Linked DNA regions of Homo sapiens: region 2 is linked to region 1. Evidence: chromatin loops called from intact Hi-C (ENCODE). Cell type or tissue: endothelial cell of umbilical vein. All regions are shown on one strand. Each heading gives the region's core, and the rest is flanking DNA. Links, peaks and the distances in the headings are about the cores only.

The links. Hi-C counts contacts between places; a loop is a spot of excess contacts. Peaks named below come from ENCODE experiments on the same cell type or tissue, not always from the same donor. Only the 100,000 strongest peaks of a DNase experiment are listed, where the experiment ranks them.
Region 2: it touches region 1 in a loop (8-fold over the local background); 4 of 110 quality-filtered maps call a loop at or near these places.

What each region holds. Positions count from the first base shown.
Region 1 is chr19:6,215,322-6,223,321 of GRCh38, forward strand. MLLT1 (MLLT1 super elongation complex subunit) reads right to left here. Exons shown (of 12, transcript NM_005934.4): 6 at 6,800-7,363; 7 at 2,633-2,720; 8 at 1,084-1,192. Among named protein-coding and RNA genes, the nearest start is that of MLLT1, 61 kb to the right of the region's middle. RefSeq lists an enhancer at 1,421-2,335. In endothelial cell of umbilical vein, for the core only: a CTCF peak has its summit at 3,356 (motif pointing right); DNase peaks (open chromatin) are centred at 3,360, 3,990 and 4,560; H3K27ac peaks cover 1,969 bases.
Region 2 is chr19:6,158,129-6,173,612 of GRCh38, forward strand. ACSBG2 (acyl-CoA synthetase bubblegum family member 2) reads left to right here. Exons shown (of 15, transcript NM_030924.5): 6 at 3,087-3,167; 7 at 7,738-7,887. All of the region lies in intron 2 of LOC105372255 (a long non-coding RNA gene), which reads right to left. Among named protein-coding and RNA genes, the nearest start is that of ACSBG2, 30 kb to the left of the region's middle. RefSeq lists a silencer at 3,357-3,416. In endothelial cell of umbilical vein, for the core only: a CTCF peak has its summit at 8,026 (motif pointing right); a DNase peak (open chromatin) is centred at 8,033; H3K27me3 peaks cover 271 bases.

The DNA of each region.
Region 1 (8,000 bases), core at 1-8,000:
CTCTTGGCGCAAGCAGAATCCACCCTGAATGTCACCGAACGAGGCGGGAGCCTGCTTCCAGGTCCTGTCCCAGGGACGCCACAGCCCTCCTCGTGTCTAGAGTCTAAGTCCCTGTCGGAGTCGTGGGCCCGGACCTCCCACCAGCGGCTCCCCCGCAGTGAGCCACTGCTCCTGCTCTGTCTGCGGTGGGTGGGAATCCCGCCATGTGCCTGCTGGCCTGGCGCGCTGCACACGGGGAACCAAGCAGAACCTGCTGCCCAGCTTGCGTGAAGGTGGCTTTAGTGAACAACACACCTGCAGGCGTCTGTGAGGCTCCCATGCACCTTGCTGGGTGCAGGGTGATAACCAGCCCTGTCTCCAGTAGGAGCCACTGAGGCCTGGAGGCCTCAGCCTCACGGGAGGAGGGGCTGACTGCCGGCTCTGCTACAGCTTTGGAAAAGCCTGGACCCCCGCCCGCTGAAGCCTGTGTGCCCGGGGCCAAGGCCAGCACGTTCTCCACTGTCGCTGGGTTGGAGGCCGAGCGCATGGAGCTCTCCCAGGTGGGGTCACGCCAAGGGTCCTGCATATCCCAAGGATGTGCCTCGGCACCCCTGTGCCTCCTGGGGAAAAGGCCACAGGCAGCCAAAGCTGCTCCCACACTGGGTGTCCGCTGCCCCAGGACGGGCTCTCCATGGATCCTCGCCCCATGTAAGGCAGGTGGGAAAGGACTGGGAGTCTCCTGGCCCAAGAGCAGAGAAACAGGCCTGCTCCCCTCCCCCCACCTCCAGCCTGGGCTCCCTCCTGCACCCCTCCCTGCCAGATAGCCCACACCTGCCAGTGACCACGAGGAGGGATGCCACCCAAGGCCCCAGATGGGGGCAGCCCTTGAGGCCCTCAGCCTCAGGGACCAGGAGAGGACACACAGCCCCAGGCCCACCCCAAGGCCCAGGCTGGACTGGGGCCACCTGGGGATGGATCCCTGCTTTGGCCCTCCCAGGGGACCCTCCAGTCCCAACCCCACCTGCAGCCCCACAATCACTGCAGACCCAGCCGGAGTCGCCCCGGGTGGCCGCCTCCGCCCCCTGGCTCCCACCGGGCCGTCACCTGGAGTCCCTCCCCGGGTTGGTCTTGCCGGCAGCCTCCTCGCCTGACGAAGAGTCGTCCTCGTCGGACTCCTCGGACTGCAGGTCCTCCACCATGGAGCGCAGGGGTCCTGGGGAGGCGGGGCAGGGAGGGAGGGGAGACAAGGGCAGGGCTCCACTGAGCCTCCAGGGCCCCTCGCCCATGAGGCCACGCAGAGCTTCTTGACACTGGTGACCCCCAAATGCACACGCCCGTCCACCTGGGGGTCCCTGTGCCCATCTCTAAGAACTGCCCCCACACCGGCAGCCACCCGCTTCCCCTAGAACGCCCTGGCTCCCCCACCCCTCCCTACCTTCCTGGCCCTGCTCGCAGGCCTCAGGGGACTGGCCGGCAGTGGGCGCGCAGGGCCCCTCCATTGCTGCAGCCGGAGGAGAACCCCTCCTCTGCTCGGGGCACAGAGATCAGAAGCTCTGCCGAGAGCCCAGGGAGGGCGAGGGAGCCACAGCCTGGCTGGGAAGCTGGGCCTGGGGTCACAGATCTCTCTTCCTGCACCCTACGCCGGCCTGCCCACCCCCTCGGTAATCCCCTCTGCTGCTCCCAGTCCACCGTCCTCCCCTTTCTCCAGAGGCACACGGTTCCAGTCCCCTACAGACGGCATCTTGGTTTATATTCCTGTTACCAAGGCAACAGAGGGACACAAAGCCCTCAATTACCTTAGTCACATGATCCCGCTTCAGTAGGTCCCCCTCCCTTCCCGGCAGATAAGAACACTTGGAGCGAGTGTAGGCTTCAAGGGCCCCATCCCCCAGCCCCCTCGGCAACTGCACGGCTGAATTCCAGGCCAGACTCCCTCCACAACCCCGCACACTCCTCTCCCCCAGCCCCCCTGCAAAGGATTCCAGGCCAAGGGGGAAGGAGGCTCTTGTTCCAATCCAGGAGTGGAAACGCTTTTTGCCTGGGAGTGGGTGCTGGGGTCTGGACTGGGGCCGGGGGCTCAGGGCAGCTCTCCCACTGTGTCCTGCAGGCTGCCTGGTCCCCAGGGCCCTCCCCACTCTGGGGCAGGCTGGTGCAGCCAATGGGCCTATGTCCTTTCCCCAAAAAGCCGCCCCTACTCAGGGTGGCCTGCCTGGAGAGGGAGAGGGCACTCCAAACACTCCGGCAGCAGGAGACCCCGGCCGTCCACAGGCAGCCAGTGCCTCGCTGGCCCTGGGGAGCGGGTGGGATGGGCGGAGGAGGTGACGCCGTCCGTCCATGGTCCCCAGCAGCACAGGGAGAGTTCTGGCCATGGGCAGGGCCCTCACCAGAAGCCCCTCACCAGCCTGGCTCCAGGCACGGGGTGCATGCCAACAGCCACCACAAGGAACAGTGCCCCCGGGCCTGACTGGAGGTCTGGTGACTTGTTCCTGCTTTGCTTTTAAATATAGACTCCCCCAGGCCACCAAAACCCTCCATGTACAGATCTGCAGGGCCCAGCCTGTGCAGGCAGTGGACGCTGAGGAATGCCCATGTGGCCTGAGCTCCAGGCCCTCCCCGGCCCCATCCGTGCCCCCCAGCTGCTCTCCATACACACCTTGGCTGTGGTTCTGGGATGGCTCGAAGTCTGAGTCTGAGCTGGAGTCTGAGCTGGAGCTGGAGTTGGACGGGCTTGACTGGGCAGACTTCACCCAATGGTGGGATGGGCAGGGAGGGGAGAAAGGGAGAGCTGTCACCTTTCAGCAGAGACAAAGGGGGCCCCCTGGCAGCAGCTACGCTGAGTGGGTCTCCCCCAGACACCCCTAGGGTCCCAAGGGTACCCACGTGTGCCGCTGAGAACCCACTAAGGAGCCAGCGGCCAGGCCATGCGCAGCCTATAGCCTCCCGTGCCAGCCCTAGGACACCCGTGGATGTCTGGGTTTCCGGTAGCGCCAGGAGACCGTGTGGACCACGTGGGCTCTCCTGTCTACCCAGGCAGGTGCACAGGGTACTGGGAGGGAGGCTGGGGCAGGGGCTTGAAGTCCCACAGGTGGGTGGGCCTTGCCTTCGTCCAAGAGGGCAGGCATTGACTGGTGTCGCAAAAATGTCTGGAACAGGAAAGCTGGGTGTGGACACTTCTTGTTCTGACCCAGTGCTGTCCGGGGCTCAGGGGTGGCAGAGAGCTCTGTATCCCCACCCATTCGCTGCTCCTACCGCCAGCTGCCCAAGACACTGAAGAGCGTGCGTGCACAGGGGACAGAAGCCATGGGCAAGCCCGGCCCCACCCGCCTCCTCCTCCTGCAGCTGTCCTTCCAGGCTCAGCCACCAGGGGGCAGTAAAAGCCACAACAAGGACACAAGGGGTGGGATGCCAGGACAGAGGGTGACAGTGCAGGGCAGGCGTGTATGGGGCAGAGGCGTAGCTCCTGGGTGGACGGGAGGCAGGCACTGCAGACACCTGCACGGGGAGGGGCCCATTGTTCTGGGCCCACATTTCTGCCAATGAGCTCATCCCAAGGGGTGTGCCAGAGGACATGGCGGGCCCAGGGCAGCCCCCTCACCTTGGGGGCCCGTCTGGTGGAACTAGGTGGCTTGAGCCCCTCAGACCAGTCCCCTCCAGGGTCCTCCCTCCATCAGGAGGAGGCAGCTGGTCTGCTGGATTCTGGCAGGGGCCGCTGCAGCCGCCAGCCATGCAAGGGAAGCCGTGAACGGAGTACTGAGCTGGTGGGACTCAGGACCTTGAGTGCCTGGGAGCCCCCGGCCCCTCCCCTAGCATGTGGAGGAGACAGCCTCCACCCTGCAGAAGGGTCCCCACGAAAGCCCAAGGCCTCCCCAAGCAGCAGGTCCAGACTCACCCGTGCCTGAGAGGGAAGAGGGACTTCCCAAGGGTTTACTGCAGCCCAACCCAGCCCCCTCCTGCCCCTCAAACCAGCCCCTGCCAGCGCCCCTTCCCACCAACACATGGCGCTCCCTGATGAATCATCACTGGGAAAGCCTGCCGTGGTGCCCATCAGTCACTGCCCACTCAGGCTACCTGAGTCCCGGACACATACCCCAGAGCGTCCAGGACCCCTGGCTGGGCCTGCCTGGAGCTGGGTGATGCACAGCCTGGACTTCTGTTCTTGGGGGCCAGGGGTGAGTAAGAGGTGACCGAGAGATGGCCTATTTAACCCCAGCCTTCTAACCAGCAGGCCTTGCTACTCAGAACAAGGCCGTCCTATGTCAGCCTCAGTTTTCCCAGCACCGCCAGCTGCCTGCACACCGAGGCCAAGGCTAGTCCTCCCTTGACCTCCGGATGGAATCCCTGGGGCAGAGGGGTGGGCACCAACCTGGAGGGAGGTGGACTGGAGAAGTATCCAAGGTCCTGGCCCCATATCCCATGCACTTTCTCACTAAAGGTGGAGAGGGGGCAGTTCAGGCGGCCAAAGGAGGCTGCACAAGGTCAGCAGGGATGGAAGCAGAGAGGATGCTGAGCCCCGAGAGGCCCCCAAGCCTGTCCTGGCGCCGTGCCAGACAGAGGAAAGCCAGTCAGGCACACGCATCCCCTTTCCTTCCGCCCAAATCCAAGGGGCAGGGAGGAAAAGAATCCGGAAATGGTCTCAGCCAGAAGAGCCCTAAGGTGGTGTGATCAGAAGGGCCACCGGAGCACGCCCGGGGCTCAGAGGGAGGGCGGAGCAGACTGGGTCCACGACTGACTCCAGATCCCCAAGGGCCAGGGAGACCCCAAGGCAGCAGCTGGAGGACGTGGGAGCTCGGCTCGGGGACTCGGCCCAAAGAGTGGCCCTACGAGGGTGGGCGTGGGCCAGACCCCAGCTGGTGCAGATTCTTCCGATGGCCGGTTCTGGTAGCACAGCCACACACAGCCTCTGGGGAGGAGCAGCCCAAGACGGCCAAGGGGAAGCCAAGGGGCCAGTGGTCTGGAAGGCCGATGTGCTTCTTCACCATAGCAGCCTGGGCTTCGGTGAAGCCCCCGGGGGAAGAGGCGTCAGGGACTCTGTGCTGTTGGGGCCTGGGTCTCACTCCCGCACAGACCTCGGGGCGCTAAGCCGCATTGCTCAAAAGCCTCTCAGCACGCGGGGCGCTCTTCTTCGGCCAGGAGGAAGTCCCAAAGCCTCCTCCAGCAACTCCAGCCTCAAGGCCACCCAGCCACTCTAAGCAGCGGCGTCCGAGGTGGCAGGAAGCTCCCCACAAAATATTCCAGCTGTTTCACAACACTGGTGGCGGGAGCCAGGAGCCAACTCACTCACTGCCGGGGGCCAGGCCGGGTGAGCAGAGCGGAGTGGAGCGGGCCGTGGAGCTGCCTTGCCGCTGCCCAGCGTGCTGCACACCCAGCCCCAGGTACCAGAAGACCTCGCCTGGAGATGCCTGGCCTGGGACTGCATGTCACTCAGTACCTATCCCCAACCCTGGGGTAGAAGGGAGGGGACAAGCGCCTGCCCAGGGCTGTGGTTGCTGCACAGGCAGAGAAGGGGTCAGGCTCGGTGCCCAGCAGGCACCGCCAGGCCCTCCCACAGCTGGGAGGGCTACTGAGATGGGCCGGGACTTCTGGAAGGTGGCACCGGCCCCCCCACCGCCTCAGGGTCATAGCAGATGGTGCCGTCTTCAGCCACTGCCAAGCCATGGGAGCACCGGGCACTCAGCCTTGCCAGCCCATGTGTCTATGAGCCAGGATGCACTGTTACCCAGAGGCTGGACCGTCACCCCCAGCCAGCCCCACCACCTCCATGAGGGCCCTGGGGGCAATGAGCGCTGCCCACATAACCCCCTCGGGCTTTGTGGCTGGGACCTGCATTCAAAGCCCCAGCGGCTTTTCAAAGCCTCAGCAACCCAGAGGCAAAGCTTCCTTGAGGGCAAGCCGGACCCACAAAAGGCCCCTGAGGGCTGGGGCTGGCAACAGAGGTAAATGGCCCAACCCTCATCCATCCATTCATTCATTTTTACCGGGCCCAGTGTCTGTTGTCTAAATGCCAAGTGCCAGATAATAGCGCTGGAAGACACCACCGCCGTCCCAGGCCCCAAACAGGGTCTGGCCACAAGACCATGAGGTGGCTACCAGCTCTTGCGGCTCAAGTCATGTCTGATGCAGTCCTCTGAGAATGTCCGGACGCTGTGCTGTGGGACAAGCCAGCAGCCTCTCATGGTGACAAGGCCGGTCCCTGACAGGGGTCCTCGTTCCAAGCTCAGACACTGGTGGGGCCAGATGTGAGTATCCCCAAGTCACAGCTGTGTGCGATGGGTGTGGGCAGGAGGGATGCTCTTGACCCCACCAGCCACCTAAATAGGGAGCCGGGCACGGACCTGTTGCTCCTCATGGCTAGGGGCTGTCTGAAGCCCTCATCATTAACCTCCAGACAAGGGTGAGTCTCCCAGATGCCCTATTGGCAGAGCTCCAGGCCGGGCTGACCACGCCATGGTCAGAGCAACCATGAGACACGCTTGCCCACTGGCACCAGAGCGGCCAAGACCCGGGCCCATGCAGGGGGCTGCTGGAGGAGGGGAGCTCAGAACCTCAGGACCACACCATCATGCTTTACCAGAGCCACCCACAAATGCCACCGAGGAGGCGAGGAGGGACTCCTCACGAGGCAGACTTTATCACCTGACAGACAGGGAAACCGAAGCCTAGTGAGGCGTGGAGGCCCCAGGTTACAAGAAGCCAGTGGGAGGAGCAGCTGGTGAGACCTGAGGTCCTGGCTCAGATCCCACCTCCTTCCGCTGTTCCAGAAGGGAGGCGGGTCCCACCACACTGCCTGCACCTGGCTGCCCTGCCCCCAGCACTCACTCACCTCGGACTTGAAGGAGGCCTCGTCCTCTGAGTTGGACTCCTCCACCTCCAGGGCCTTTTTGGCCTCCCGGGGCTCACTCTCGGCCTTCACCTTCTCCCCTCTGGTGCTGCTCTTGTCCTTGGCCGGCTTCTTGTCCGAGAAGGAGGAGGAGGAGGAGGTGCGGGGCGAGGTGCCTGGAGCACTCCGGGACCCCTTCGAGCTGCTCTTCTTCTGCTTCTTGGCGCTGGGCTTTGGCGAGTCGGCGGTGGCCGGCCGCTTGCTGGAAGCCCGGGGTGGGGGTGGGGGTGGGGGTGGGGGCCCACCCTTGGGGGACGTGCTTTCCAGCTTGGTCTCTTTCAGGGCCATCTTGGGTTCCTTGAAGGCAGCCTTGGGCGGTGGCGCCTTCTCCTCCTTGGGCAGCCGGCCCTCGCCCAGCTTCCGCGAGGTGTCCTTGGAGCTTTTGGCCTGCTCACGCTCCAGCTCCTTGGAGGAGCTCTTGCTCTCGGAGTCTTTGCGGGGCCGCTCCCGGTGCTCCTTGGTCACCTTGTGTGGCTTGGAGGTCTTGCTGCTCTCCTTGTTGGCGTCCTGCAAGGCCAAGAGCAGGGAGGGCAAGGGGAGAGACAAGGTCACGTGGCATTGCGGGGCGCCCTGCTCCGCCACCCCTGACCCCTACAAAGCATAATCCACCTGATTCAGCCTCAGCTAGAGAAACTCTTCCATAAAGCAAAAAGGTAAGGCAGTAGGTGAGAGTTTTACATGGAGCTGTCCCTTTAAACTACTAGGAAGTGTCAGCTGGTCCCCGGCAGCTGCAGGCTAAGATTCCCCTCAGAATTGAACTGACATTCCCTGAGGGATTCAAGAAGAGCACAGGGTGAGTCAGGCAGAGCATGGCCACTTCGCCCGCACCCGCCCGCCCTAACACCTCACAGCTGGGCCTGGGCAAGTCAGAGGCTGCGCTGGCACTGCGGGGTGCTGGCGGGCACTGGACGCAGCCCTGCCCCTCATCTCAGCCTCCTTCGCCCAGCACTCATGCTACGTGCGGGAAGCTCAGTGCTTCCTGCTCGGTCACTCACGGGCTTCCTTTCTGAGCCCCGTCGGCCCCTCTCCCCAGGACTCCACACCCCCAGGGTCCAGCCAGCTCAGGCCTGGCTTCGGGAAGCCAACTGCTGAGCGCCCACTGGGTCCCTGGGTCCCAGGTACCGCACGGAGCAAACAGCTCCCG
Region 2 (15,484 bases), core at 4,228-12,227, 53 kb before region 1:
CACTGCAACCTCTGCCTCCCAGGTTCACGTCATTCTCCTGCCTCAGCCTCCCGAGTAGCTGGGACTACAGGTGCCTGCCACCATGTCCAGCTAATTTTTTGTATTTTTTTAGTAGAGACAGGGTTTCACCATGTTAGCCAGGATGGTCTCGATCTCCTGACCTCGTGATCTGCCCGCCTCGGTCTCCCAAAGTGCTGGGATTACAGGCATGAGATACTGCACCTGGCCTTGGTTACAATTTTCTTTTGCATTGTGTTGAAATTATCCAGTGAGTTTTATTTGTGTACAGTGAAATTTAGCTGCTGTCTTACGTTTTTTTTTTTTTTTCATTGTAGTGTCTTTGTATGGCTATTGTCGAAACTTTAAATTTCCTACATGTTTGAATGAGCTGCAGTTTGCTGTATCAGCTTTTGGCAGGAGGGTCCTGGAGAGGAGGGGAGTCCCTGGGAGGGGTGAGCCTAGATGGCTAGGTTCATTTCAGCTCAAGGACCACTGTGACTGTTTCTTGAATACATGATTTCATGACTCTGAGTCACTCATTTCTTCACTTTTTCACATCTCTGGAGTCGAGATGTGTCTTTTCATTGATGGCATTCTCTGATCACTACTGGCCATATGTTTTCTCACATTTTATTCTCTCCGAAATTTGGGTACAGTTTCCAGATTCAATGAAATCCTAGCTAGACTCAGTGAAATACAACACTTTCTCCTGCCTGGCTTCCTTTGACTCCTAATTCCTGACTTGGTTCAGGAAGGACAGACCTCCACCTCTGGCCTAGAGCTTTTAAAAATTCTTTTCTTTTTTCTTTTTCTTTTCTTTTCTTTTTTTGTTTGTTTTTTTCTTTTTTTGAGACTGTCTCACTTTGTCGTCCAGTCTGGAGAGCAGTGGCGCCATCTTGGCTCACTGCAACCTCCACCTCCCAGGTTCAAGTGATTCTCATGCTTCAGTCTCCCAAGTAGCTGGGACTACAGGTGCACACCACCACACCGGGCTAATTTTTGCATTTTTTGTCAAGACTGGATTTCGCCATGTTAGCCAGACTGCTCTTGAACTCCTGGCCTCAAGTGATCCAATGGCCTTGGCCTCCCAAAGTGCTGGGATTACAGGCATGAACCACTGCTCACAAAATTACTTTCTTAAGTGATGCATCGGTGGTTCCCAAAACTCATGTCATACCTGTTTGTCCTCTTCCTAGCAGAACACACTATGGGGTGGGTGCTGGTGGGTGGGTGGGGTCCTTCTTCCAGCTGGGAATGCTGGCTTAATTTGAGTTTTCCATAACTGGAAAATGCCACATACACAACCTTCCCCTCTACACCCACCTGGCTGCTGTGGATTTCTGTCCTGGTTCTAGCAGGTCCAGCATTAAGTGAATAAAGCAATATCTGAATTATTTCTGACTCCTAGTTTCATTGAAGGTGAAGTCTGTGGAGGATTTATTGTTCCAGTTGCTAGGTCTAGAAGATTCAAAACCAGGTTCCTGACATGCTTCTCCCAAATTGGATGCCCAGCTCCACTTGGAGATCTTTATTTGGGGGAGTAATCACAGATCCTCCTCTGCTTATAATCCTCTAATTCTCTAGCGGTTTTCTGTTGGAGTTAAATAAACTCCAAACTCCTCATCTTTGCCTCCAAGGCTCCGCTGATCTGGGCCTCACCATTCTTTCATGCCCCCTCCCCTATCATACTCTCTTGGGTCCCCACTCTGGCCATCCTGGACTTTTTGTATCCCTCAGACATCCCAAGCTGTTGCCTGCCCCAGGCTCCTTGAATGTCTGTTTCTTCTTCTCTCTGGAAAACTCCTGTCCAGCTGCTATACGGGCTTCTGCCATCTTTTCTCTCCAATGCATGCCAGAGGCGTGGTTATGATTAGCAAAATGGATGTTGCAAGTAACTTTTTCATTGGATTGGCTAGAAGTGTCATAGAGAGACCCCATCCCGCTTTCTTTGGCATGAACAGAGTATAAAAATCTCGCAGGGGCCGGGCGTGGTGGCTCATGCCTGTAATCCCAGCACTTTGGGAGGCTGAGGTGGGCGGATCACGAGGTCAGGAGATCGAGACCATCCTGGCTAACACAGTGAAACCCCATCTCTACTAAAACTACAAAAAATTAGCCAAGCATGGTGGCGGGCGCCTGTAGTCCCAGCTACTCGGGAGGCTGAGGCAGGAGAATGGCATGAACCCAGGAGGCGGAGCTTGGAGTGAGCTGAGATAGCGCCACTGCACTCTAGCCTAGGTGACTGAGTGAGACTCCGTCTCAAAAAAAAAAAAAAAGAAAGAAAGAAAAGAAAAAAGAATCCCGCAGGTCACCTGAACCTTACCGTGCTAGGTATGGGTAGAGGGCTCTGCACTTGTCCAGGTTCCAGCCAACTTCATGAAGGATTTTTATTGCCTGACTCCGAGTAAAAGGTTAGCTAAATCTGGGCTGCAAGGTGCAAAGTCCTGGAAAAGGAAGAGCCATGAGGGACTTCTTTTAGCTCATCAACCAAGATCCACAATTCTGTGTAGCATAATTTGGTCAGAGATGTGTTGTCTCGGGCAGACTATTGTCATCCTCTACCGACACTGTTGGAAGCTACTGATATGGACTACAAAGAATCCAGGAGTCCTGAAACCAAGTCATTTGGAGTCAGTCAAGACCAATAGCAGCATTTTATAGTGTGGGCAGGGGAAGAAAAGAGGCTGGAGGCTGGGCACAGTGGCTCACGCCTGTAATCCCAGCACTTTGGGAGGCCGAGGCGGGGGGATCACCTGGGGTCAGGAGTTCGAGACCAGCCTGGCCAATACGGTGAAACCCCGGCTCTACTAAAAATACAAAAATTAGCTGGGCATGGTGGCACATGCCTGCAATCCCAGATACTCAGGAGGCTGAGGTGGGAGAATGGCTTCAACCCGGGAGGCGGAGGTTGCAGTGAGCCGAGATTGGGCCAATGCACTCCAGCCTGGGCGACAGAGCAAGACTGTGTCTCAAAAAAAAAAAAAGAGGCTAGAGTTGCTGGAGAGAGCTTACTTAGGACATCTAACCCAGCTTTAGTCTTTCCCAGGGCTGGGTTGCCATGAAGCCCACAGGGAACTTTCTTTCAGATTCCACAGAGCAGCCTAGAGCCCCTAAAAGCGATCATCCAGTACAGACTGCCAATGAAGAAGAACAACAACTTGTACTCTGTAAGTGTGGGAGGTGGGCACTGGGGAAAGGGGAGGGCGGGGCCTTGCAAGAAAAGTGGGCGTGGCCTAAGTGGAAGGTGAGCAGAGGGAGGAGGTCGGACCTGGCAAGGGTGGGAACTCTCAAAGGAAGTAGGTGGGGACTCTCAAAGGAAGTGAAAGGTGAGGAAAGGAAGTGGGTGGGGCCTTGTGAGGAAAGTGGGTGTGACCTTTCAAAGGACGTGAAATGTGAGCAGAGGGAGGGGGTGTGACCTTACAAGGGAAGTGGGTGTGGCCTTTCAAAGAAAGTGGGAGGTAAGCAGAGATGGAATGGGGCCTCACAAATGTGGTAGGTGGGGGTTTGCAAAGGGATGTGGGTGGGGCTTCATAAATGTAGTGGGTGGGGCTTTGCAAAGGGAAGTGGATGTGGCCTTTGCAAAGGGAAATGGGAGGTGAGCAATGCGTGGGGGCCTAGCAAAAGGACGTAGGCGGGACCTTTGGGACGCATTTTTCCCTTCTGGCATGAAGGGACTGATTAATGAACAGTGTCTGTTCTGGCTAATTACTGCTGGGCAACAAATCACCACCAAAACTGGTGGCTAAAAAAAATCAGTCATTTTGTTATTAATTTTTTCCCAAGAACATTAAGATAATTAAACAATATACTAAAAAGTTGAAAATTATGTTAAAACTAACAACATTAAGTTTAAATATTTTATTTATACCCAAGCCAAAATTTGTTATAACAATGACTAAGACAACCAATTAGAATTGCAGACTTCTCAGGAGATCGAGACCATCCTGGTCAACATGGTGAAACACCGTCTCTACTAAAAATACAAAAATTAGCTGGGCATGGTGGTACGTGCCTGTAGTCCCAGCTACTCAGGAGGTTGAGGCAGGAGAATCGCTTGAACCCGGGAGGCGGAGGTTCCAGTGAGCCGAGATCACACCACTGCACTCCAGCCTGGCAACAGAGTGAGACTCTGTCTCAAAAAAAAAAAAAAAAAAAGGCCGGGCGCCAGTGGCTCACACCTGTAATCCCAGCACTTTGGGAGGCCGAGGCAGGCGGATCACGAGGTCAGAAGATCGAGACCATCCTGGCTAACACGGTGAAACCCCGTCTCTATTGAAAATACAAAAAAATTATCCAGGCGTGGTGGTGGGCGCCTGTAGTCCCAGCTACTCGGGAGGCTGAGACAGGAGAATGGCGTGAACCCAGGAGGCGGAGCTTGCAGTGAGCTGAGATCGCGCCACTGCACTCCAGCCTGGGCAACAGAGCAAGACTCCGTCTCAAAAAAAAAAAAAAAAAAAAAATTACAAACTTTTTAGAGGTTCAAAGTGACCACTACAGCAACAGTCTTAAGTCTCGGATAACTTAAAAGACTACTTTGTTAGCAATAACACTTACAGCAGGGTTTCTCAACCTCCTTGCTGTTGACATTTGGGGCAGGTAATTCTCTAAGGAGCTGTCCGACGCCCTGTAGGATGTTGAGCTGCATTGCTGGCCTCCACTCACTGGATGCCAGGAATATATCCCCTGCCTCCCACTTGAAACAACCAAAAGTGTCTCCAGACACTGCCTAATATACCCTGGTGGGGGGAGGGTGGGCGGTGGTGGAGTAGTATCACCCCTGGTTGAAGACGCTAATTTATAGGGGAGAGTCACATAGAAGGGCATCTACTCCTCTGCAAGGGAGAGTAGAACCTACCATTTTAAGATTCTGTTTAGGCTGGGCACAGTAGCTCATGCCTGTAATTGGGAGGCTGAGGTGGACAAATAACCTGAGGTCAAGAGTTCGAGACTAGCCTGGCCAACATGGAGAAACCCTGTCTCTACTAAAAATACAAATAATAATAATAATAATAATAATAATAATAATAATAATAATAATCGCCCAAGCACAGTGGCTCACACCTGTAATCCCAGCACTTTGGGAGGCTGAGGCGGGCAGATCATGAGGTCAGGAGGTACAGACCATCCTGGCCAACATGGTGAAACCCCGTCTCTACTAAAAAATACAAAAAATTAGCTGGGCATGGTGGCATGCGCCTGTAGTCCCAGCTGCTCAGGAGGCTGAGGCAGGGGAATCACTTGAACCCGGGAAGCGGAGGTTGCAGTGAGCCGAGATAGTGCCACTGCACTCAAGCCTGGCGAAAGAGCGAGACTCCATCTAAAAAAAAAAAGGCTGGGTGTGGTGGCTCATGCCTGTAATCCCAGCACTTTGGGAAGCCGAGGTGGGTGGATAACCTGAGGTCAGGAGTTCGAGACCATCCTGACCAATATGGTGAAACCCCACCTCTACTAAAAATACAAAAATTAGCCGGGCGTGGTGGCACGCACCTGTAGTCTCAGCTACTCAGGAGGCTGAGAGAGGAGAATCACTTGATCCCAAGAGGCAGAGGTTGCAGTGAGCCAAGAGCAGTGAGCGGAGATCACGCCACTGCACTCCAGCCTGGGCGACAGAGCAAGACTCTGTCTCCAAATAAACAAATAAATAAAATAAAATACAAAAAAAAAAAAAAAAAACAGCCAGGCGTGGTGGTGCATGCCTGTCCAAGCTACTCGGGAGGCTAAAGAGGATCACTTGAACCTGGGAGGTGGAGGTTGCAGTGAGCTGAGATCACGCCATTGCACTCCAGCCTGGGTGACAGAGCAAGACTCTTGTCTCAAAAGAAAAAAGAAAGAAAGAAAGAAAAAGATTTAGTTTAGGACCCAGAAATGAGCAAAAACGAATGAGACTGAGAAAGTGGACTGTGACATTTGGGAAGGAAAATGGCCGAGTAAGACAATGAACTGTGCCAGTTGTGATGCTTGGCATCTGTGTGCCCAACAGACTGAGGACCAACCCAGATCTCCAAGACAGGGGATTGGATTGGACCAGCATGGGTCTGGTGCCCATCCCAATCCAGTCATTTGTGGCTGTGGAAGCCGGGGGTCTTCTACCGGCCTTTGAAGGAACACCCTTTGTAGGGAGACCTAGGGGCATCTCTGAGAAAGGACAGGTTCCCCCAGAGGGCTTGTGTGTGCTCTTCCTCTCACCCTTGCCCTACCTTGTTACAGATTATCTGGGCAAAGGGCTTTGCCTGCTCAGATGAAGCCAGCATCACCCTGGGCAGGTTTCAGGCAACACTGGCCATCTGTAGAGGACTTTGAGGGGCCTTTTTTTTTTTTTTTTGAGATGGAGTTTCACTCTGTTGCCCAGGCTGGAGTGCAGTGGCGTGATCTTGGCTCACTGCAATCTCCACCTCCCCATTTCAAGCGATTCTCCTGCCTCAGCATCCTGAGGAGCTGGGATTACAGGCGCCTGCCACCACACCCGGCTAATTTTTGTATTTTTAGTAGAGATGGGGTTTCACCATGCTGGCCATGTTGGTCTTGAACTCCTGACCTCGTGATCCGCCCACCTCAGCCTCCCAGTGCTGGGATTACAGGTGTGAGCCACCGTGCCTGGCCGAGGGGCCTCCATCTTTAAGTCAGCGCATCACCCTCATCCAGTGCTTTGTTGGGGGTTCAATGGTAGAATTTCTGCAGATCCCATGTGATGCTCAGTCGATACAACCCAAGAGTTCACTTTGCGGCACCGAATTCTGTCATAGTTAAGAGCACAGGCTCTGGAGTCAGACCTTGGGTTTGAATGCTAGCTCCTCTCTTCACTTGCCTTAAGTAATCTGCCTTGGGCAAGTAATCTACCACCCCTGAGCCTCAGCTTCTTCACCTGCCAGAGTGAGGCAATGCATCAATTATCAATAAGGATGCCTTTGGTCGTAAGTGACAAAAGTCTGACCCCAAATGGCTTAAGCAACAAACAAACAAAAAGATAATCTGTTGGACCATGCAACTACAGTTCAGGGCGTGGATTTCAGGCATGGCTGGAACCAGGGGCTCAAAGAATGTGCCCAGGCTCTATTTTCCTTTCTCTATTTCTTGGCTCCGCTCCAGCCTTGCTTTCTCACATAGTCCTGAGATGGTTCAGCAGCTCCTAGAGCTACATCTTGACTCATTCACATACACAGTCTGTGTCTCAGAATTCCCAGGTAAAGTCTTCATCTTCATTATGATTGGACCACTTGAGGTCACATGTCCAGACTTGATCCAATCACCATAACCCAGGCTGATAGAACAGTTTGAGCCAATTAGGGTTGACTTCCAGATCTGTGGGTGAAGTCAGCCCCATCCAATTGGTGACTAAGAAGTAGAGTGGGGAGTGGAATTTGGGAAGGCAGCGAACAAATAATACCTAACTCCGTAGAACACTTACCACCTGCCAACTACTATTCTGAGCACTTTGCATATATTAACTCTCTTACTGCTTAGAACAACCCAAGGAGTTGCGTCCTGACATCATTCCCATTTTACAAATGAGGAAACTGAGGCACAGGGAGCTTAAGTGGCTTGGTGACGCTGCGAGGAAGTGGCAGAACTGGAAGCAGAGATCTTGGGACTTTTGTAAGAGGTGCCAGGACTGGCACATCCTAAGCCCTTCCACCTGCTGAGGATCATTCTTTAGGAAAAGCTGATAGGACGAGGTCTGGCTGGGTGAGAGGACTCCCGACTGCCTTCTCATCCTCCGCTTGTCTTTTCTGTCCACAGTGGGATGATTTCATGGAACTTGGCAGAAGTATCCCTGACACCCAACTGGAGCAGGTCATCGAGAGCCAGAAGGCGAATCAATGCGCAGTGCTCATCTACACTTCAGGGACCACAGGCATACCCAAGGGAGTGATGCTCAGTCATGACAACGTACGCCAAAGTCCCTTTGCTCTGGAGTGGTGGCCTTTGGGCTGTTTCTCTTGTTGGCTTCCAGGGGCAGGGTGGCATTCCAGGGTCTAGTACGCAGTGTGGCTCCTTCACCATTGGGGGTTAGAGAGTAGCGTAGTTGCTTCACTAGGGGGCAGCAGAGTGCAGTGATTGAGATCAAGGAATGCTGGCCATGTCAAAAGCAGAAAAATGTCTGGCAGGGTATGCACCCAGCAGACAATGATTCCTCTGTGTGAGTCAGGAAGGTTGTGTGTGTGTGTGTGTGTGTGTGTGTGTGTGTGTGTGTGTGTGTGTGTGTTTTGAGATGGGGTCTCCCTCTGTCGCCCAGGCTGGAGTGCAGTGGCGCAATCTTGGCTCACTGCAACCTCTGCCTCCGTTCAAGTGATTTTCCTGCCTCAGCCTCCCAGGTAGCTGGGATTACAGGCACCCGCCACCATGCCTGGCTAATTTTTGTATGTTTATTAGAGACAGGGTTTCACCAAGTTGGCCAGGCTGGTCTTGAACTCCTGACCTCAGGTGATCCACCGCCTTGGCCTCCCAAAGTGCTGGGATTACAGGCATGAGCCACCACGCCCAGCCTACTTTATTTTTCAGTTGTGTGTGTGTTTTGTTTTGTTTTGCTTTTTGAGACCGAGTCTGGCTCTGTGCCCCAGGCTGGAGTACAGTGGCACTCCACTCACTGCAACCACTGCCTCCTGGGTTCAAGCAATTCTCGTGCCTCAGCCTCCTGAGTATCTGGGACTACAAGCCAGTGCCACCACATCCAACTAATTTTTTGTATTTTGGGTAGAGATGGAGTTTCACCACGTTGACCAGGCTGGTCTCAAACTCCTGACCTCAAGTGATCTGCCTGCCTCGGCCTCCCAAAGTGTTGGGATTACAGGCGTGAGCCACAGCACCTGGTCTGTTTTTACACTGTTTTTAGAGATGGGTTCTTACCATGTTGCCCAGGCTGGAGTGCAGTGACTACTCACAGGCACAATCATCATGCACTTAAGCTTCAGACTCAACAGGCTCAAGTGATCCTTCTGCCTCAGCCTCCCAAGTAGCTGGGTCTACAGGTGCATGCAATCACACCTGGCCTGCTGGTTTTTAAATGAAGAATTTCTATAAAAGCATTCTTATAAATGCTTCCCTGCCCCCCCTCAGCCTAGGGTAATAGTTACCAGCACACACTGGTGTCTGACCACCTCAGTGTTGGAATCCTGGCTTTGCTACTTGTAAGTAACCATGTAAGCTGGTGTGACATTGGTCATATGACATCACCAAACTGTGTGTCAGTTTGCCCAACTGTAAAATGGGGAGAGTAGAGGGCCCAATTCTGGCAGAGGGCCTGGCCCATGGAAGGTCAGCAATGGAAGATTGCAAAAGTCAGCCTCCACTCCCTTAATACACTGTCTCAGCTAGTGCTGTATAGCAAGGTGTGGAGCTAGGATCATCCCCCTGGGTCTGGAGGTCCCGATCCTAGATCCACACCCTGGAAATCTTCTCTGAATTTCTCATTTTAACATGAATCCAAATCTTTTGCCAACACTGTCTCCTTCAGCAGAACTCCTTTCCTCCTCCTGCATCTTAGCTCAAGGCCTCTTAGAAGTTTTCTGATTTTTCTACAACTATGGTTTTTACTCTCCCACACTGTCTGTCTGAGCAATATCACGGGCCCAGGACTAAGGTCTATATGTAAATTAAAACTTGGCTTCCTGTAAAATTTGATGCATAAATATATTTTGCTATAACAACAAGGAAAGCAGGCTTCAAGTTTGGCAATAAATCACGGGAGTACAAATTAAAAGTTCAGACATTACAGAAGCCCTTGGACTCAATTGTATGATGCATGATAGAGAAAAATTATTTTTGGCCCAGTCTCCATCATCGCTCCCCTGGACCTGTGTGGTTGCTTCCACCCCATCCGGTTACCCGCCTCCCACCCAACTCCCACCCTCACCCCCACCCCCAGTCTATCCTCTCTACAGCCACCAGAGAGTGCCTGTGAGCACCTGAGTCAAGTCCCAATCCTCCTCTGTCTGCAGCCCTCCATGGCTCCCACTTCCCTCCAGGTAAAAGCCCAAGTCTCCTGAGGCCCACAAGGCACTGCAAGCCTAGCCCCATCTCCCTTCTCCTCTCCTCTCCTCCCTCTCTCCCCCTTGCTCACTCTGTTCTAGCCACATGGTCCTCCTTGCTGTTCCTCCAACACACCAGACACGTCCTGCCTCTTGGTCTTTGCATGAGCTCCGTGGGAAGTATTTTTCCACACAGCTTGTTCCCTCCCCTCCTTCGGGTGGGTCTCTGCTCAGTGTCACTTCCTCAGTGAAGCCCTCCCTAACTTCCATGTTTGAAATAGCAAACAATAAACCACCCCATTACTACCTAATTCCCATTTGGCTACTTTTTTTCTTCCTTAGAAAATTTTGACACTGTCATATTATATGCTCATTTGTTTATCAGGAACATCAGCTCCTTGAGGTCAGGGGTTTTCTGTCTTATTCACTACTGTAACTGCAGTGCCTGATGAGCAGGAGGACTCAATCCACTTTTGGGAAATGAATGAATGAGGGAAATCTGATTAAACAGGATATTCCCCTCTATGCTGGCTAGTATTTATGCTCCTAGTGGCTGCATGTGTGGTAAGACATTCTCCTAGCACAGGCATTATGAGCATAGATCCTGGAGCAAGACTGCCCACTTTTTAAAGGGGCTGGTTTTTTTCTTATTAAGTTCCTTATAGATTCTGAATATTAGTCCTTTTTTATTTTTATTTTTTTTGAAACAGAGTCTTGCTCTGTCATCCAGGCTGGAGTACAGTGACACTATCGCGGCACACTGCAATGTCCACCTCCCAGGTTTAAACAATTCTCCTGCCTCAGCCTCCCAAGCAGCTGGGATTACAGGCACCCACCACCACACCTGGCTAATTTTTGTATTTTTAGAAGAGGTGGGGCTTCGCTATGTTGGGCAGGCTGGTCTCGAACTCCTGACTTCAAGTGATCCACCCACCTCAGCCTCCCAAAGTGTTGGAATTACAGGCGTGAGCCATGGCGCCTGGCCAATATTAGTCCTTTAATTGATGCACAGTTGCAAATATTTTCTCCTATTCTGTAGGTTGTCTTTACTCTGTTAATTGTTTCTTTTGCTGTGCAGAAGCTCTTAAGTCCCAATTGTCCATGTTTGGTTTTGTTGTATTTGTTTTTGTGGTCTTAGTCATAAATTCTCTGCCTAGCCCAATGTCCAGAAGAATTTTTCCTAGGTTTTCTTCTAGTTTCTTCATTCTTCTGCACATGGCTAGCCAGTTTTCCCAGCACCACTTAGTGAATAGGATGTCCTTCCCCATTGTTTATTTTTGTTGACTTTGTCAAAAATCAGTTGGTTGTGTGTGGCTTAATTTTTGAGTTCTCTATTCTGTTCCATTGATCTCTGTGCCTATTTTTGTACCAGTACCATGCTGTTTTAGTTACTATAGCCTTGTAGTATAATTTGAAGTCAGATAATGTGATGCCTCTAGCTGTGTTCTTTTTGCTTAGGATTGCTCTATTTGGGCTTTCTGGTTCCATATAAATTTTAGAATTGTTTTATATAATTATGTGAAAAATCATATTGGTAATTTGATAGGAATTGTGATGAATCTGTAGATTGCTTTGGGCAGTATGGTCATGTTAACAATGTTGATTCTTCCTGTCAATGAGCATGGAATGCTTTTCCATTTGTGTCATCTGTGATTTCTTTCATCAATGTTTTGAAAAGTTATTCTCGTAGAAGTCTTTCATCTCCTTGGTTAAATGTGTCTGTGGGTATTTTATTTTTTGTGTAGCTACTGTAAATGGGATTGAATTCTTGATTTGGTTTTCAACTTTAAGAATATTGGTATATAGAAATGCTACTGATTTTTGTACATTGATTTTGTATCCTGAAACTTTATTGAAGTCATTTATCTAGGAGTGTTTTGGAGGAATCTTTAGGGTTTTCTAGATGTAGAATCATATCATTGGTGAACAGAGATAATTTGACTTCCTCTGTTCCTATTTTCCTATTCATACATCTTTTATTTCTTGCTTGTGCCTGATTGCTCTGGCTAGGACTTCTAGTACTATGTTGAATAGCAGTGGTGAAAGTGGATATCCTTGTCTTGTTTCAGTTCTTAGAGGGAATGCTTCCAACTTTTCCCCTTCAGTATGATGTTTGCTGCAGGTTTGTCATAGACAGCTCTTATTATTTTGGGGTATATTCCTTGATGCCTAGTTTGTTGAGGGTTCTTATCATAAAGAATGTTGGATTTTGTCAAATGCTTTTTCTGCAGCCATTGAGATGATCATATGGCTTTTGATTTTAATTCTGTGTATGTGATGAATCACATTTATTGATTTGTGTATGTTGAACCATCCTTGCATCCCAGGAATAAAGCCCACTTAAAAAGTATCTTTATTTTCATTTGTTTCAAAGATTGTTTTTATTGCTTCTTTAATTTGTTTACCCAAAAGTCATTAAGGAGCAAGTTGCTTAGTTTCCATGTATTTGTGTGGTTTTGAGGGTTCCTCTTGGTATTGATTTCTAATTGTATTCCACTGTGGTCTGAGAAGATGCTTGGTATGATTTTGATTTTTTTAAATTTATTAAGACTTTCATTGTGGCCTAGCATGTGGTTAATCTTAGAGAACGTTCCATGTGCAGATGAGAAAAATGTATATTCAGAGGCCACTGGGTAGAGTATTCTGAAGATGTCTATTAGGTCCATTTGGTCAACTGTCCAATTTAGTCTAGTATTTCTTTATTTTCTGCCTCAATGTTCTGTCTGTCAGTGGGGTGTTGAAGTCCCTCACAATTATTGTATGGCTATCTCTTAAGTCTAGTAGTACTTGTCTTATAAATCTGGGGGCTCTGATGTTGGGAGGGTGGTTAGATCTTCTGGTTGAATTTAACCCTTTATCATTATATAATGCCTTTCTTTGTCTTTTTTTTTTTCTTAACTGTCATTAGTTTACAATCTGTTTTATTGGATAAAACAGTAGCACCCTCTCATCTTATTTGTTTTCTGTTTGCATGATAGATCTTTCTCCATCCCTTTACTTTGAGCCTCTGAGTGTCATTACATGTGAGATGGGTCTCTTGAAGGCAGCAGCAGGTTGGGTCTTATTTATTATTATTTTTTATCAAATTTGTCACTCTATGTCTTTTAAGTGCTGTATTTAGGATGTTTATGTTCAAGGTTAATATTGATATGTGAGGTTTTGTTCCTGTCATGTGTTTTTGCTTTGTATTCTTGATTGTTTAGTTGCTTTATAGGGTCTGTGGGCTTTGTGCTTACATGTACTTTTATGGTAGCAAGTATTGTTCTTTTGTTCTCATGTTTAGAACTCCTTTGGGCATTTCTTTTCGGGCTGATCTAGTGATGACAAATTCCTTTACATTTGCTTATCTGAGAAATATTTTATTTCCCATTTATGAAACTTAGTTTAGTGGGATATAAAATTATTGGCTGGCATTTATTTTTCTTTAAGAAGGCTAAAAATGGGCCCTCAATCTCTTCTGGCTTGTGAGGTTTCTGCTAAGAAATCCACTGTACGTCTGATGGAATTTCCTTTATATGTAATTTGGCCCTTTTCTCTAGATGCCTTTAAGATTTATTTTTTTTCTACATTGACCTTGGTCTGATGACTATATGCCTCGGGGGTGGCCATATTGTGTAGCATCTCACAGGAGTTCTCTGGATTTCTCATATCTAGATGTTGACCTCTCTGGCAAGATTAGGTAAATTTTCCTGTATTACTCCCTCAAATATGTTTTCCAAGTTGCTTAATTTTTCTTCTTTTCTCTCAGGAATGCATTTAAGTCACAGGTTTGGTTGCTTTACATAATCCCACATTTCTCAAATACTTTGGGTTTTTTATTTCTTTTTTCTTTACTTTTGTCTGAGTTGTTTGAAAGACCATTCTTCAAGCTCTGAAATTCTTTCTTCTGCTTGGTCTAGTCTAACTATATTTTTAAATTTCTATAGTGAAATTTTCAATTCCAGAAGTTCAATTTGGTTTTTTCTTAATATATCTATGTTGTATTTCATATATTGAAGTGTTCTTCTAGTTTCCTTATATTGGTTTCCAACTTTCTCTTGGATCTCATTAAGTTTCCTTCCAATTCATATTTTGAATTCTTTATATGTCATTTCAAACATTTCAGTCTGATGAGGACCCATTGCTAGAGAACTGGTGAGATTCTTTGGAGGTGTTGAAACACTCTGGCTTTTTCTACTGCCAGATTTCTTGCACTGATTCCTTCTTATCTGAGGGAGCTGTCACTTCTTGTTTTTGAATCTTCTATTGTTTGGATGGGGCTTTTGTATTTTTTAATTCTAGTTTCCCTTGAGGGTATGGCTGTGGTGTATGTTGTGTGTGATTGTATGGCCTTGCTTCTGAGTGCTTTTGGGGGCCAAAGGTCTGTATGGGTTCCACGGTTGTGGACAGCTTCTGTGCAGTGGCTAAGGTCTGTACGGGTTCCATGGTTGTGGACAGCTTCTGTGCAGTGGCTAAGGTCTGTATGGGTTCCATGGTTGTGGACAGCTTCTATGCAGTGGCTTTCTCAGATGCTGCTTGTTGTAATGATGTAATGGACATAACAGCCAACACTATCTCCTGCAGGACTGAGGGTGTGGAGGTCTCAGGAGGCTTATCTCATGCACTGTCAATAAACCCTTCCAGTAGCAAGATTTTTGTTTGGTGGTGCAGTGCAGGATGCAGTCCAGTAGATCGCACTTAAAAGTTAGAACCAGCAGGTAGGCTGGTGCCAAGTAGGCATGCATACCCTGATGGAGGTAGCAGGAAGAGATCATGATGGGGTGCACTGAGGTCTCAGGGGTAGGGGCAGGGAATGCACCAGCTCCTTGTCCTCAGCCAGCAGGAATGCAGTCCGCTTCTCTATCACACCCCTGTCATGGGGCTCACAATCTTCTGTTTATAAAGGCTTCATCCTTTAGTTCCTGGCAGCAGTGTGGGGTGGGAGGGCAGGTGGGAAATGACCCCTTCTCCATGTCTTTTCCCAGGCATGGGTGCTGCCCACTCCAGTGGTTTGTGCCACACCCACATTTCCTTTGTCCCAAGGGGGGCTTTGGTGGGCTGCATTCTCCTCCTCCTTTAGGGGTTACCCATGCCAAGGGTTAGATCTTCAGGGATCCTGCGGCCCCCCAGAGGCTCACTGGTCCCTTGTGCTTGCCAAAGTCACAGCGCGTTGTGGGGTATGTTTGTGGGGAATCTGGTGGTGCAGTGGGTCAAGGGCAGAGAATCCCCAGGCAGGGCAGTGGCACCACAGGTGCACAACCAGTGTGGTGCCTGCTGTCTCAGTTCAGGTCTGAGGGGAGTGTGGGCATGCCTGTGTGAACTGACCACCTGGTTCTCTGTCCCTGGGAAGTTCTCTAATCAGCACCGATGGTGTTGGCCTGGGTTGCAAGGGCAGAGGAGCTCCCTGAGAGTTTAGTGACCAGGATATTGTCAAAGGCGAGTGGGAAGCAAAGAAGCACTCCCACCTATCCTTTCCATGGGGCTCTGAGTTCCTCAGGAGCTGATCTTTGACAGGCCCTTGCAGCTTTCCTTTCCTACGC